Regions from separate parts of the Homo sapiens genome. Here region 2 is linked to region 1. The links are chromatin contacts, found by Hi-C or POLR2A ChIA-PET in ENCODE. All regions are on one chromosome and are shown on one strand. Each heading gives the region's core, a stretch centred on a gene start or an enhancer-like site at or near the end of the contact. The rest is flanking DNA. Distances are from core to core; before and after follow the strand shown. Region 1 overlaps KIF1B (kinesin family member 1B). Region 2 overlaps UBE4B (ubiquitination factor E4B).

What was found. A loop is a pair of places that touch in the nucleus more often than their neighbours do. ChIA-PET counts read pairs that join two places held with the same protein, here RNA polymerase II (POLR2A). Pooled maps may share reads with other maps.
Region 2: a loop to region 1 is called in a map of GM12878, with 2.5 times the contacts of the local background. The contact joins two enhancer-like sites. A Hi-C loop is called at or near these places in 2 of 168 maps with a recorded cell type or tissue (GM12878 and mesothelial cell of epicardium), 3 of 37 single-sample maps with no recorded cell type and 4 of 50 pooled maps. POLR2A ChIA-PET finds 5 or more read pairs at or near these places in 1 of 52 experiments (activated CD4-positive, alpha-beta T cell).

The regions. Positions count from the first base shown.
Region 1 is chr1:10,336,245-10,341,682 of GRCh38, reverse strand. It overlaps KIF1B (kinesin family member 1B), which reads right to left. Exons shown (of 49, transcript NM_001365951.3): 29 at 4,941-5,026; 30 at 4,480-4,609; 31 at 4,150-4,312; 32 at 1,824-1,914. Among named protein-coding and RNA genes, the nearest start is that of PGD, 60 kb to the left of the region's middle. Within about 2 kb of position 3,447, at least 7 of the 41 ENCODE cell types and tissues checked have a DNase peak (open chromatin) inside an H3K27ac peak, as active enhancers do.
Region 2 is chr1:10,120,333-10,125,770 of GRCh38, reverse strand. It overlaps UBE4B (ubiquitination factor E4B), which reads right to left. Exons shown (of 28, transcript NM_001105562.3): 10 at 3,695-3,809. Among named protein-coding and RNA genes, the nearest start is that of KIF1B, 88 kb to the left of the region's middle. Within about 2 kb of position 2,595, at least 4 of the 41 ENCODE cell types and tissues checked have a DNase peak (open chromatin) inside an H3K27ac peak, as active enhancers do.

The sequences.
Region 1 (5,438 bases), core at 2,198-4,697:
TACTGCTGCTGAGTGTCCAGTATCTGCTGGGTATTTTACTATGCAGGACTCTTGCAACAAAAAACAGGGGATCCCCTATGTTGTTTTTAATTCTAAAGTAACTTTTCCCAGCTTCAGGTATTCAAGATCTTCCATACTTTGCCTCAACTGATCTTGGCCCCTGTTGTCCTTCCCACACTTACTATTCTGGCTCACTCACTCACCTGCTGCTCCTTTCACCTGCTCTCTCCTCAGCTGTGCCAAGGACTGGCCCAGGCTGCAACCCTGCCTGGAAGGCCCTTCCAGCACATCCATGCATGTACTGACTATGGCCTATGTGCCAGGCACAATGCCAAGTTTGACACACCTTTTCTTGCTTATACTACATCCTTCAGGGAGCTTCCTATCCCCTTTCTCCACCCAACTATCCTCCCCAACAAAAAGTAACTTAAAATAGCTTTCCATTAATAGAAATAACTTTCCCTTTCTCCACTCCCACTGCATTTAGTGAATATTTTCTCATGTTCATCTTTGCATGACTGGTGTTTATGTATGCATTTTATTTCCCCTATCGTAATTCGAAGCTCACTGGGAGCATCTGAGATTCATCTGCATTCCCCAGTTGTCAGGCACAATCCTTGTGCACAGCAGCTGATCAAAGTTTATCAGATACATGCTTGCTTATATTTATACCAACATGAAAAAGAAGATGGCATATTTTGTGTTTGCTTGTTCCATCTTTGAAGTTCTCCTTTCCTCTCTTACTTTAGAGAGCAGACATGGTTAGCAAGAGAATGAGAGACAGTTTCATGTAGTAGTGAATATCCTGAATACCAGAGCTAAATTTCTCTGAGCTTAAGTCCTATCTCTGCCTCTTGTAACACTGATGAGTAACTTTATTTTTATTATTACTTTTTTATTTTTTTTGAGATGGGAGTCTCGCTTTCTTGCCCAGGCTGGAGTGCAGTGGCACAATCTCAACTCACTGCAACCCCCCCATCCTGGGTTCAAGCAATTCTCGTGTCTCAGATGGGATTTCACCATGTTGGCCAGGCTGGTCACAAACTCCTGACCTCAAGTGATCCACCTGCCTCGGCCTCCCAGAGTGCCGGGACAGGTATGAGCCACTGCGCCCAGCCTGATGAGTGACTTTAATTGCTCTATGCTTCAGTCATCTCAGCTAACACAGGGATTATCTTAATCTATGGTATAAAGGTAAAGATTAAATTACACAAAAACTCTCAGAACAGTGACTAACACAAAATAAACTCTCAGTGAATATTAGCTATTGTGATGAGGATAATGACTTTGGAATAGAGTTTGAATGAAATTTCACGTAAGAGAGGGAAGGGTCTGTTTTCTTACTCCACGTAGGAATACAGTTGTAAAGGGCATTAATGTGTTAATTATACTATCAGTTGCAAGGAAAACAGATCTAAATCTTAATTTAGCTACAGAAGGTATTTGATATTTTTTATGTTATTTGCAATCGAGCAACATAAGTATCTTAGGGTTTAAAGGACAATGCATTCACTTTAATAAAACTCTTATTAAGCATGCTTATTTTTCTAGGACAGAAACACTAAAACAACTCATTGCATTCAAACTGATGGAAGATTTTATTGGCAGACGAACCCACATTCACTAGGCCCACTGTAACACAGACAAGAAGGCTTGCTGCTCAGGCCGCTGTGGATGACCTCACCACTCTAGCCACGCCCTCTATTGTCTACTCTCCCCCTGCACAGCCAGTGACTTGTACCTCTTCTTATCACCCTTCCCGGGCTGAGAAAGCCAAGGTACCAGAAAAACATATGTTTGGCAAAAAGGTCCATGTCACTTACATTCTGCACATGATAAAAGGCCAGGGGACTTCCTCTGCCATTGTTTTTGAGGGGCTCCGTGGAGAATGCTTCATCATGGCGATGCAAAAAGCTTCATAAAAAAAATAAAAAGACTCGTGAACAATGCATTAAACGGTTTTATCAGAATCTCTTTCAAGAGCCCAATGTGGATCCTACAGAAAGAAGCATTCCACTTAAGCAGATTCTTTAAGTTATTTACTTTCCTTGTCAAGAACCTTTTCCATATTGCACAGAGGGCATTTTAGATTTTATTTCAAAAATGACTGAAAAATTAACTGACCCTGATCACTTAGCTATATGGAGGTATATGCAAGAATGCTTTAGAGAGAGTGAAGAAGTACATTCAATTAACTCCTCTTCCTTTGTAAAAGCTTTTTACTAAAAATAAAAACAATGTCATTTTGTACAGACAAAATTTAGCAGACTCAAGCTTCCACAGTTAGTGCGAGAGCCTGTGGATGGCATAGTTACATAAGAGTCTGTTGTGGATTCAAATGTCACCTCTTCCAGGCAGTCTTTCCTGACTTACCCTGGCAGCTTTGTGTTCCCACATTACTAGTAATGTTTTTTTCCTTAATAGCAATGATTTCACTGTAATAATGTATTTATATGCCTCTCTCCCCCAGACAGCAAGCGTTTTCCCACAGGTCTCGACACACAGAAGATACTCTGGAAAGATTTGTTAAAACAATGGGCTATATTTAGTTATTTTCACAGATAGTGAGATGTTATCGTTCTCTCTCTCTCTCTCCCTATTATTAGTCTGAAATAAAAAGAACTGCACAGTTAAAGAGGACCCAACACAAAGATTTACTGCCAGATAGAAAAATCCATCAGAAGGACACCCCTTCCATCAAGAAAAAATGGAGAAAAAGAAACTATTTTCAACTGGGGGGACAGACAGACTGGTAATATGAACTTGTTGTCTTCCAAATTAGTTCACCCGTCTGAGAACACTAGCATGCTTTTGCCAAGTGCTCCAAATCCCTGATTCCTGTATTGCTGGCACCGCAGCATTCCTGGGGTTCCCTGACGACAGGTGAACTCATTCACAGTGCTCTGCAGCCATACCTTCCCGGCACAGGCCAGAGGAGCGACTATAAAAACACAGGACGCCTTTGAGGCTGCTTTCAACAGAAGCAACATGCCCTTTTCCCCAGAGCTAACACCAGGTAGAGATGCTGCTCTTTTTAGGAGATTGTAGGACAAAGGTCAACTCACTATTATTGTCACTTCAGACATCAGTTAACCAAATAGATGTTTTCCATAAAACGTATCAGTTGCCTGATTAGAATAATAGCAACAGTTCCAAAAAACAGATTCATCTGGTGAACACTATCCTGCCCTAAGTTTGAGGGTATGAGTGAAAACACATTAAATAGGTGAAATCAATGCTCAATGGGTAATATTCCAACAACTATGACTTGTAGCAAATGATATTAGTGGCTTACTATATAGTGATCACATTTAATTTAAATCACATTTGACTCAATTTTCTGTGATAAAACCTATACAAAAGCTTTATAAACTGCACTAGGACCCATGGGACGGCCAAGGCACATTCTGAGGGGAGAGGGATGGCAGAACCCAAAGCAGCCTCTTGGTGGCACCAGTGGCAAACTGAGGGCGGTAGGTATGGAGGGGTCACACTTCAGTCTCTTGTACTGTGGCCCTTTCCAAGTACTGAAAAGACAAATTGAAGTTTGGAGGTATTAAAACTGAAGATTCACAAAAAAATGTTTTCCTGGGGCAGTCTTGAGAAGAAAGCATCCAGAGCACAGGGTTTGAGAGGGCCGCGGGAAAGAGCAAGTCCTATGTAGATGAGAAATGAGAGGTATCACATCTTCCCTACATACTAGCTTTTTTCAGTTGATGTAGAATTTATCCTTCTTTACATTGTTTAAATTTTCCTTTTCCCGAGTATTAAATAGGCGTAATTGCTAGCTAGATAAGTCATTGCTTTCAGGCTTATTAATAAGACATTTCAACATGAAGAGGACTAGAAAGACTCATCAACAGGCTTATGTGATCAGACCCTACATTCCTGGTAAAGGGGGACCGCTCACAGCAGAGCCCTGCAGCAGGATGTGCAGCATGCTCCTCCTGCCAGGGAACCCTGTTGCATTCCAGGACAGGTTTCTGGTTCTCACTCCCATAGGAGTGATGAAAGTATTTTCCTTCAGAGACTGATCAGTCTTTGTCTCAAGAGTGTTAATCCCTCACACATGTAAAGCACTCTACAGTGCACAAGAGATGTCACCTCGGTTAGCAGCTAGCTGGGAGGCAGAGCAAAGGGGCAGCTTACTTGAACTGACAGAAGATATCTGCATACTCTGGGAGGATTCCACTGGCCTGCAACACTGTTACTCGGAAAGTGAAGGCACTGCCCAGTTTCAGGTGGTTGCCAATCTCTTCAGAAAACCCTTCCATTACCATCTTACCATCCAGCAAAGTGCTTGACTTCAAATCTAAAGAGGGTCAAATGAAGACACAGATGGTTCAAATAATGCAAAGAGGAGGGAGTTGGGCATGCTTTCCATTCCTAGTTGATGAAGGCCACTATGTCCCTTGATAATGGTCAATATTTTCCCTTTGTCGAAAATGTCCCCAAGCACAGTAAACTATGTCTACATACCCAAGTCATTAATTCGACTGATTTCTTCTGGAGGAGTGATGACCTCAGAACTCTGACCCTGTCCTTCCACAATCCTCAACTCCTCCAAGGACAGACCAGAACGAGTCATTGCAACAGACGAAAAGTCACTCTGAAAAAAAGGCAGGGGCAGATACATGGTAAAGTAGTATAAAAACGTATTTTTCCCCAGTTGCCTTACTTCTGTTTATCTGTCCAACAAATAATAGTGACTGGAAAATTATATGGACTGAGGGCTGTCTGAGGAAAGGCAATGAATAAAATATGAATATTGAGTCTATACACCTTTACCTTCATAATTGTTAGACATGTCCCATATTCTATTGAACTACTCTGTGGCAACCAGCACCCTGTATTTTTCAGTTTTACAGGAGAACTGATCTCCAATGCTGAACATTCTTTCTCTTTCCACAGGGTTTTCCTTCTTCCTGACGGTTTCTCACCTGATTAAAGTATTCATTATCAAAAGATATTTTAGCTGTTCCTGACTGTCGAATTCCAGAGCCATAATCAGGAGCTTCTTCATCCGCTAAAGCAGAAAAAAAAATTAGCAAGAATTGAGTGAGACTACACAGGGGGAGGGAGGGAAAAAGCTCTTGCTGGATTATAAACTCAAGTCTTTGGCATGAGAGAATGATACCAAAGTAGTAACACGGCATGGGCTGCTTCGCACTCTATTCATGTAGATTTATCAACTTCCTCAGCTCAAATGAGACTAGTCAATAAAGAATCGGTTTCAGGCCGGGTGCGGTGGCTCACGCCTGTCATCCCAGCACTTTGAGGGGCTGAGGTGGGCAGATCACGAGGTCAGGAGTTCGAGACCAGCCTGACCAACATGGTGAAACCCCGTCTCTACTAAAAATACAAAAATTAGCCGGGCGTGGTGGCGGGCACCTGTAATCCCAGCTACTCAGGAGGCTGAGGCAGGAGAATTGCTTGAA
Region 2 (5,438 bases), core at 1,346-3,845, 220 kb after region 1:
CAGGTAACACCATGTAAGATTTACTCAGCCTAGCTCATCTTCAAATTTCACAATGCAAGCACTGATCAACACATTTAGGGAGTTGGTTGGGATTCAAGGCTAATAACATTAAATAGAAATGTTGTAAACAACAGCTGACAATCTGAATGCCAACAAGTTGTAATAGGAGTATACTATGTAGCCACTAGAAAACTTGAAAAATTCCCTTTCCTACTAATTTCATTCCATGAGCACCTTAATAATTTAAAGAGCACAGTATAAAACACAGGTGCCCTGGATGACAAAGTGTCCGTGGAGTGTTGTGAGATATCAATACAGCTCTGGAAGAGATCATTCTATGGTTTCTGCAATACCAACAATCAAGGTAGATGTAACTTGCTCTCATATGCCAGATAAAAATGGAGAAGTAACACTCAGGTGTGGAGCTGGGGAATGCCAACATTGTAATGAGGAAGAAAAGACAAACAGAGGTTCCAGAATCACCAAAAATTAGTTCATAACTGGTTGTCCTGAAAAATCTCCAAATTTTTTTAGGGAGGCTACAAGTAAAATATAATTACACTTTCTTGTATAGTTATCCTTTTGTGCATTGCACAGGTAAAATATTACTAAGCATAATCTTTTTCTTTTTCTTTTTCTTTTTTCCAGACACAATTTCACTCTGTCGCACAGGCTGGAGTGCAGTGGCGCGATCTCAGCTAAATGCAGCCTCCATCACTCGGGTTCAAGAGATTCTCCTGCCTCAGCCTCCCAAGTAGCTGGGACTACAGGCATGCACTTCTGCGCCAGCTAATTTTTTGTATTTTGAGTAGAGATGGGGTTTTGCCATGTTGCCCAGCCTGGTCTCGAACTCCTGAGCTCAGGCGATCCACCTGCCTCGGCCTCCCAAAGTGCTAGGATTACAGGCGTGAGCCACCATGCCTGGCCTGACCTATATATTTTAAATAATTCTTCAATTTTCAAATGAATACCTCCTAGCACTGATTAAAAATACTGTAAGTATCCACCTCCAGTCCTAAATTCTAGCTGCTATTTATTTATCTGTGAACATTTCTCAAACATTAAAAGGAGGTAGATATTTCAGTCAAAGATTTAATAATTCACATTTGCCACTCTTTCAAGACAAAAAGGTAAAATGCTGCTTTGCAGTCCAACAGCTCCATCCCAGTTATCATTCCTCTCTAGATAAAACACATGGTAGCACATAAGAAAAGACAAAGAGTATTCAACACTGAGTGGCTGAAAAGTCAGCAGAATTCTGGGATTAAAAACAAACAGGTCTGGGCCAGGCGCTGTGGTTCACACTTGTAATCCCAGCATTTTGGGAGGCCGAGGTGGGCGGACCACTTGAGGCCAAGAGTTCAAGACCAGCCTTGAGGCCAAGAGTTCAAGACCAGCCTGGCCAACATGACAAAACTTCATCTCTACTAAAAATACAAAAATTAGCTGGGCATGGTGGTACGCTCCTATAATCCCAGCTACTTGGGAGGCTGAGGCAGGAGAATCGCTCGAACCCAGAAGGTGGAAGTTGCAGTGAGCTGAGACGGCGCCACTGCACTCCAGCCTGGGTAACAGAGAGAGACTCACCCTCAAAATTAATTAATTAATTAATAGAATAAACAGGTCTGTGGTGGTCGTATAACACTGTGAATGTAGTAAATGCCACTGAATTGTACACTTCAAAATGATGGCTTGAGGCCAGGTGTGCTGGCTCATGCCTGTAATCCCAGCACTTTGGGCGGCTGAGGCGGGTGGATCACCTGACATCAGGAATTCAACACCAGTCTGGCCAACATGGTGAAACCCCGTCTCTAATAAAAATACAAAAAATTAGCTGGGTGTGGTGGCAGGCGCCTGTAATCCCAGCTACTTGGGAGGCTAAGGCAGGAGAATCGCTTGAACCCGGGAGGCGGAGGTTGCAGTGAGCCGAGATCATGCCATTGCACTTAGGCCTGGGCAACAAGAGCAAAATTCCATCTCAAAAAACAAAACAAAACAAAACAAAACAACAACGGTGGTTTGATGTTATATGAATTTCATCTTAATTTAAAAAATGCAGGACTTCTCTGTCCAAAGCTGGTGATGGGGAAACAAACAAACAAAAAACACCCAGAGGTCATTTCATAACCTCTTGTGTAAGTTTGTTTATGAATAAAGTAGGCTCAATATACCCCTTTCAGCTGGTCACTGGGCTGATTTTATATAGAGAGAACTACTCGATTCCTCAAATGGTATCTTCTTGAATAGGAAAAGTATTCTAATTACTACCCATTACCTCTTTAATGTAGTGCATCACTCAAACCTTCCAAGACAGTAATTTTTTTTTTTTTTTTTTTTTTTTTTGAGACAGTCTTGCTCTGTCACCCAGGCTGGAATGCAGTGGTGTAATCTCGGCTCACTGCAACCTCGTCTCCTTGGTTCAAGCAATTCTCCTACCTCAGCCTCCCAAGTAGCTGGGATTACAGACACCCGTCACCACACCCAGTTAATTTTTGCATTTTTAGTAGAGACCGGGTTTCACCACGCTGGCCAGGCTGGTCTCGAACTCCTGACCTCAGGCGATCCATCCGCCTCAGCCTCCCAAAGTGTTGAGATTACAGGCGTGAGCCACTGCGCCCGGCCGACAGTGATTTATTTTCCTGAGAGTTCACTTACCCTTCTAGAGAAGAAAAGCTCACTATGTTGCCATTAATATTTCCATTAGTCAGTAAGATCATCACCTAAGATAAACAGCTAGTGAATTCCAGACAGAATACACAACACTAACTGGAATTTTTATTCTTGGATCCTGGCTGCTTCTTTTACAAATATTTTGAAGACTGCTGAAAACACAATTCCCAAGAATTCAAAGGTCTTAAAATTAACAGTTATAAATAATCTTAGGTATAAAACAGAGTGAAAGGAATCATACCAATTATAGCTATTGCCTCTGTTATTCTCTGTAGTCACAAAAAAGGAAGTGATGATACAGCAAACTGTAAGAAAATTTGATAAAAGCCCTTTCATCAGGGAAAAAACTTGTGTGACAGTTGCTAAAGGCAAAGTGCTTACTTTCCCAAACAGGTCCTTCAAACAGCAATGTTAACAACAAAGTTTCACCTTGGAAGAAACCTTCAAGACTACGTACACAGCTTTATTTTTAAGCACTACATATCTGCATTTTCACCTGGCTTTACACAATGAGATACCAAAACAATGTATAAATACCAAATGAAATAATTAGGAAGATATGAGACATCTTTCCTAGTGGGAAGAAGACAAAGATTCTATATGGCATGCAGGCTGCCAATGAGCTAATATGGTCATTAAGTTAATCTTACAAACTCAGAGAATGAATTTTTGACACTACTTATCTGGCAAATGCATATCATGCCTTATGCCGTCTCTGGGTATTCTTGTTTTAAAAGCTCCTTGAAATCAGGAACGGGGCCTTACATATTTTTTTCATATTGCCCGAAGCACCTAGTGCAGACCTTGTTTAGAAGATAGATGTTTGACTGATTCGTTGAAATGGGCACATGATTTGAACAATGCAGCTGTCAATCTGATTTCCTCAAAAGAATATTGGGTAGGCCTTCTCTCTAATAACACATGGATGTTCGAATTCAGGCAAAAGTTTTCAATGGTCAGAAATTAGCCTCGACATAGAGGCTCTCAGGCTAAAATTTGCAAGAGCAAACTCATACGACCGTACCTGCTTGAACACTTCTTCATCCTGGTGAGTGGTTCTCACCAGTTCCTGAATGAAGCCATATGGGAGATTCCTACACAGCATATACGGCACTAGGAAGGACGGCTGCTGCAAGGACCTGTGGACCCATGAACATTAGGGACGGTGATGAAGTCAACTCACTACAGAGGCACGTGAAATGTCATGTCAGCAACAACTGCCCAGTCAAAAGTCAAACTTGACATCTCCCAAATATTCTGCAAAATAGTTTCAGGCGAAAGCTAACCCTTCTTACCAATAGTAATCACTTTTTGGTCTTTTTAATGAGACACTATGGGAATTTTCAAAGAATTCATCTTTTCCTACATAGAGCCCTTTAAAAATGAAGCACTGAAAAAAGGAAGCATGGCCAGGCACGGTGGCTCACGCCTGCAATACCAGCACTTTGGCAGGCTGAGGTGGGAGGATCACTTGAGGCCCAGAGTTGAAGACCAGTCTGGGCAACACAGCAAGACTCTGTCTCTACAAAAGATGAAAATATCAACTGGGCAAGATGGTGTGTGCCTGGAGTCCTGGCTACTTGGAAGGCTGAGGCAGGAGGACTGCCTGAGCCCAGGAGTTTGAGGTTATAGTGAGCACTCCAGCCTAGACAACAGAGTGAGATTCTGTCTCTTAAAAATAAATAAATAAATAAAAATAAAAAAGAAGTATTATATGTTTTTTTTGTTGTTGTTTGTTGTTTTTTAGAGATGGAGTCTCGCTCTGTTGCCCAGGCTGGAGTATGGTGGCGCAATTTCGGCTCACTGCAACCTCCGCCTCCCGGGTTCAAGTGATTCTCCTGCTCAGCCTCCCAAGTAGCTGGGACTACAGGCGCCTGCCACCACGCCTGGCTAATTTTTGTATTTTTAGTAGAGATGGGGTTTCACCATGTTGGTCCCAAACTCCTAACCTCAGGTGATCCACCTGCCTTGGCCTCCCAAAGTGCTGGGATTACAGATGTAAGCCACCACGCCTGGCCGTATTATATGTTTCTTTATGCCTCATCTAAATTGGGGGAAAAAATATTAGTAGTGGCTGAGGGCTTATTAATTTTAATCAAGGAACGTTTTTTAAAGTTTTGGTACATGTATATAATTTTCCTTCTTTTTGAAAAGTTTCAAAAACATATGGTTATGGCATACAAAATAACATAAGAACACCTAGAATAAATAAATGTAATGTTATGTTTGTGAATTTTTATTTATTTAGTATTATTATTATTTTTTGAGACAGTCTTGCTCTGTTGCCCAGGCTGGAGTGAAGTGGCGTGATCTCAGCTCACTGCAACCTCCACCTCCCGGGTTCAAGCAATTCTCGTGCCTCAGCCTCCCCAGTAGTTGGGATTACAGGTGCGTGCCACCATGCCCAGCTAATTTTTTGTATTTTTAGTAGAGATAGGGTTTCACCATGTTGCCCAGGCTGGTCATGAAGTCCTGAGCTCAGGCAATCCATCTGCCTTGGCCTCTCAAAGTGATAGGATTACAGGCATGAGCCTGGCCTGTAAACTTTTAATTTTTTATTATTTTATTAATTTTTATTTTTTGAGACAGAGTCCTGCTCTGTCACTCAGGCTGGAGTGCAGTGGCACGATCTCGGCTGCAACCTCCACCTCCTGGGTTCAAACGATTCTCTGGCCTCAGCCTCCCAGGTGGCTGGGATTACAGGCACATGCCACAATGCCCAGCTAAGTCTTTTGTATTTTTAGTAGAGACGGAATTTTGCCATGTTG